2 separate regions of the Homo sapiens genome follow, and region 2 is linked to region 1. A link is an interaction called in ENCODE POLR2A ChIA-PET data of the cell type or tissue named here. Cell type or tissue: OCI-LY7. All regions are shown on one strand.

Evidence for each region. ChIA-PET counts read pairs that join two places held together with the same protein. Peaks named below come from ENCODE experiments on the same cell type or tissue, not always from the same donor. Only the 100,000 strongest peaks of a DNase experiment are listed, where the experiment ranks them.
Region 2: POLR2A ChIA-PET joins it to region 1 with 5 read pairs; 2 of 35 experiments call an interaction of 5 or more read pairs at or near these places.

What each region holds. Positions count from the first base shown.
Region 1 is chr6:89,859,654-89,862,153 of GRCh38, reverse strand. CASP8AP2 (caspase 8 associated protein 2) reads right to left here. Exons shown (of 10, transcript NM_012115.4): 7 at 1-28. Among named protein-coding and RNA genes, the nearest start is that of CASP8AP2, 31 kb to the right of the region's middle. In OCI-LY7, no CTCF peak of the experiment used is centred here; no DNase peak of the experiment used is centred here.
Region 2 is chr6:90,186,634-90,189,133 of GRCh38, reverse strand. The region is part of intron 4 of BACH2 (BACH transcriptional regulator 2); the gene reads left to right. Among named protein-coding and RNA genes, the nearest start is that of BACH2, 110 kb to the left of the region's middle. In OCI-LY7, no CTCF peak of the experiment used is centred here; DNase peaks (open chromatin) are centred at 1,193, 1,583 and 1,923; H3K4me3 peaks cover 1,675 bases; H3K27ac peaks cover 1,427 bases.

The DNA of each region.
Region 1 (2,500 bases):
ATTTCGAAAATGTGGAAACTCAGACAATCTATTATGAAATAAAAAAAAAAGTTAAATTATATTTAGCAATATTCCAAACTTCATTCACATGAGTAATTCATGATTAAGAAATTACCAGCTTTGGCCAGGCATGGTAGCTCATGCCTATAATCCCAGCACTTTGAGAGGCCGAGGCAGGTAGATCACTTGAGGTCAGGAGTTTGAGACCAGCCTGGCCAACATGGCGAAACCCCGTCTCTACCAAAAATACAAAAAAATTAGCCAAGCGTGGTGGCAGGCACCTGTAATCCCAGCTACTTGGGAGCTGAAGCAGGAGAATTGCTTGAACCTGGGAGGTGGAGGTTGCAGTGAGCCGAGACTGCGCCACTGTATTCCAGCCTGGGTGACAGGGCAAGACTCTGTCTCAGCCTCAACCTCCTGGTTGAGAAAGAAATTACCAGCTTTGGCCAGATGTGGTGGCTCATGCCTCTAATATCAGCACTTGAGGAGGACAAGGCGGGAGGATCATTTGTTTGAGCCCAGGAGTTCATGATCAGCCTGGGCAACATGGTGACATCCTGTCTCTAAAAAAATTTTTTGTTTTAATTAGCCAGGCATAGTGGTACATGCCTGTGGTCCTAGCTACTCGGAAGGCTGAGGTGGGAGGATCACTTAAGACCAGGAGGTTGAGGCTGCAATGAGCCATGATTGCGCTATTGCACTCCAGCCTGGGTGACAGAACGAAGTGAGACCCTGTCCCTAAAAAAAAGAAGAAAAAGAAATTACCAGCTTCCAACTAAATTAGCCTGTTTTTAAAACATGAAATTCTCTTTCATGTGCCTTGCTCAAATAAGTTTTGAGGACCTGAGGATCTATCCCAATACTTGCCAATGGCTCTTAGACTTACTTCACTACAGTGCATAACTCCCCAGCTAACCACAAGTTCACTTCTTTTAGAACAAGTGACATTATTTTCTTGCCTTATTCATTCTAGCTCAACTGAAACACAAGGAAAAGTAAAATCTTGCTAAACAACAGACATGAACAAAGTAAAACTCTACATAATTCTCTATCCTAGTTTTCTGTTTCACATACAATCCCACAGCAAGCCAAAGCACCAAAGGCCATCTTAAGATGTTATATACTACGCAAAGTAAAAAGGAATAAAGAGTTGTAATTCTTTCCTAGGAGAATGGTATATATTTACTGTTTAAAACAAACAAAAATCTAAGTCTTAAGGTTTTATATTAGTGTTTAAAAAAACTGGTAGGTTTCCTAGCAATAAAATGTAGATAGCTCAATTTAGCTTTTTTTTTTTTTTTTTTTTTTTTTGAGACAGGGTCTCCCTCTTTCACCCAGGCTGAGTACAGCGGAATGATCATGGCTCACTGCAGCCTTGATGTCCTAGGCTCAAGCAATCCTCTCACTTCAACCTTCCAAGTAGCTGGGACTACAGGTACAAGCCACCATGCCCAGCTAATTTTTAATTTTTCGTAGAGATGGGATCTCACTATGCTGCGCAGGCTGGTCTCAAACTCCTGGACTCAAGCAATTCTCCTGCCTTCGCCTCCCAAAGTACTGGGGTTACAGGCGTGAGCCACTGTGCCTGGCCTATATTGGCTTCTGGTAATAACTTCATCTTCCAGAAATTCCATAATTTCTCTGAAATTTCATATATCTTTTTCTAATCAGTAGCAAATGTGTAGAAAAACCCAAAACTTAAAAAACTCAGAAATATAGGCAGATTGTTATAAGAGAGGATTAGAAAAACACACAACCTAAAACAATATGTAAGCCTCATATGAACCCTGTTATGGATTGTGTCCCCTCTCCTGACCAAATTCATAATTTGAAGTTCTAACCCATTGTTCTTCAGAATATGACCTTATTTAAAGGGTCTTTACAGAAATAATCAAGTTAAAGTGATGTCCTCAAGGTGGGCATGCAATATTACTGGTGTTCTTATAAAAAGGGGGAAATTTGGACACAGAGATACATTTAGAAAGAGGATATAAAGAGACATAGGAAGTAGACAACCATCTAAGAGTACAGAGGCCTGAATCAGATCCTTCCTTCAGAGCTCTCAAAAGAAACTAACTTTGCTGACACTTTCATTTTGGACTTCTAGCCTCCAGGACTGTGAGACAAATTTTGGTTGTTTAGGCCACCCATTTCTGGTAGTTTTGTTACACTAAGCCTAGGAAACTAATATAGATACTGACTCAACCGACCAACTGTTGGTAGATACCTTTGAGATCATTGGGGAAATGTAAACACGAAAAGCACTAACCACAAAAGGAACACCCTTGAAGCTGGGTGCAGTGGCTCATACCTGTAATCCCAGTACTTTGGAGGGCCAGGCGGGCAGATCACTTGAGATCAGGAGTTTGAGACCAGCCTGGCCAAAATGGTGAAACCCCGTCTACTAAAAATACAAAAAAATCTTTTTTTTTTTTTAAATTTTTTTTTACAGGTGGTGCATGCCTGTAATCCCAGCTACTCGGGAGACTGAGGTGGGAGG
Region 2 (2,500 bases), 330 kb before region 1:
TGAATTTTAAGAAGTTGCTTTTAGACCAAATGTAAATATACAATATAAATTTCTATATGTGTATGTTTCACAGCCATTTACTCTCTCTGTTTCTGTTTAAATTTTAAGCATTTTGGCTCTGTTTTCTTAGGAAACTTTGTAAAAAGAGAGTAATTACGGGTAGGCTGCACTAATATTATTTGTCTTCAAAGTTGCTATGTATAATTCACTATTAAGATTTATTCTCCAGGGTGAGCCCACAATTTAAGGTCAAGAGGAGGCAAAATGTTCAGAGCTAGCCTTTGGAAACTGATGTTGTTTTTTATTTTTTTTTAATCCAATGCTAAAAAACGTAAATACTCAGTCCCCTTTCGCTTTTTTTTTTTTTTTTTTTCATTTTGGGGCCACCAGACCTTATTACTAGATTGGTAGTATGAAGTAACTATTAAGATGTCCAGTTTTTCAGTAGGAGCAGAAAAAGTAAGTATAAAATATTAGCTATATTATTTTATTCAGTTTACTAGAATAAGCTTACAAATGATCAGTGTCTTTTGGTCATGAATGAGTACACAGTATGGCACACAATTTTGTACCGTGTATACTTGTATATGTATTTTTTTTCTTTTTTTCTTCGTGTTTTATTTTTGTTTTTATATATGTATTTTAATAGATATGAATAAATCAGTGCCCGGGTACCAAATAATGAGCACCCTCAAAATTTGAATTTCAAGGAACAGTGGCAGAAAATATCATTTGAAACTGAAACTATCACAGATCAACAGAAAAATGACTGAAGTTAGCTATGTATAAAATTCCCATAAGTTAACCCACACTTAAACAAATTCATGGTGTGTCTACTGACATTCTATACAAATTCATGGTGTGTCTACTGACATTCTATCAGGAAAAATAAAATAAAATAAATGTAGATAATTAAACTTTACATTTTAGAAATTAGAACACATTTATATCAAAAGCAAACAGCTGGCTGCTGGTCTGTATGACAGTCACCAAAAGGAGTTGGGGAGCCTGAAAGTTTTAGGGATGTTCCTGATTATGACAGCCCAACTGGCAGCCATATGTCACCAGTGCATTTTAAGTCTTTAGGCTTGATGACAGCAACCTATGACCACTGGGCTCCCTTGCCAGCACCTTCTGAACTTTGTGATTTTCCGCATAGTGAGACCCGTAGCCTCAGCACTGGGGCACTTGTGCTCTTCTGGGAGCTTTGCTGCTCCTCTAACTGCATGACCTCAGCAGAGTTCCTCTGCCTCTCCAGGCCACAGCCTCTATCTAAAATGTACTTAAAAAGTACTCACACCAAAGATCGGTTGTGAGAGTTAAATGAAACCACTAATGTAAAAGTGCCTACGACAGATCCTGACCCATAGTAGGTGCTCAGGAAATGTTTTAATTTTTTAAAAAACAGAATAATCTGATCCTAATCCTCTGCTCTTCTGGGAAATTCTGGTTCTCAGATTGGTTGATAAGCATTTCAGTTAATCTGTCAGCCTGGCTTTTATGAGTTTGAGTGGAATGACCCGTCTCTGTGAACAGATCCAGATGATTTCTTCATCATGCAAAGCAGAGTCCTCAGTGAGCCTGCGCTCCTGGTGACCCATCACATAGTAGAAGCAGATTGCAGAGAAGACCCTACCAAAAGCCTCAGCTGGCTCGCCCTGCTTCATGACTGCACGGTGATGTTAGTCCTTGTCAGAGTTTTATAGATTGGGCTGAAAAGTTGTTTGTTTCTTTTTTAAACAAGACAATTAAACTAAGTATATTCGTGTACCATAGTAAATGAGAGAAGTATGCATCTCACTCACAATATATTTTTTAGATGCTGTTACCCTGATTTATTTTTACTTTGACAGATACTTCCGTTTAGGGGGTGCTTTCCACAGATAGATTCTGTTGTGCAATAGAATATTCGGTACATTTTGCCTCTAGGTTTCCTCCAGATCTGTCAGGTGGCCACACCCAAGCCTCTCAGTATTGCCGTGTTCTCAATAAGACACTTGATTTATTTATTTAGTAGATGTTCTTAGTTTCCCTCAGGAGGTTTTTGTTGGCAGAATTTCTAATTTTTTATAGGGCATCCTTCTTAATATAGAGGAAGACCAATTATGTATATGCAACAGACTCAAATTAAAAGTGGCATAATTGCGATTATTCATTGCTTTTGATTTCACACTTAATTAGCCCTCTGAAGTGAACAAGTCCTTAGTGGTTAAGAGTTTGCACTCTGAGAGTTATCAGACCTGGGTTCAAATTCCAGCTCTGACACAGAGGCGTTGTGAGACCTTGGTCAAGGTCCCTAACCTTTTCCTAAACCTATCATCTGTAAAATACTGATAGAAATGCTTACCTTCCAGAGCTCTTTTGAGTATTATGTTACATCATGCAAGTGAAGCACTTAACACTCAGCACCTGCTGAGAGCACTTGGTAAATGCTACCATTGTCACGGGGGCAGGGGAGGGGCATGAGGACCGAGCTCTCAAAAAGTGACTTCTCCAGTTT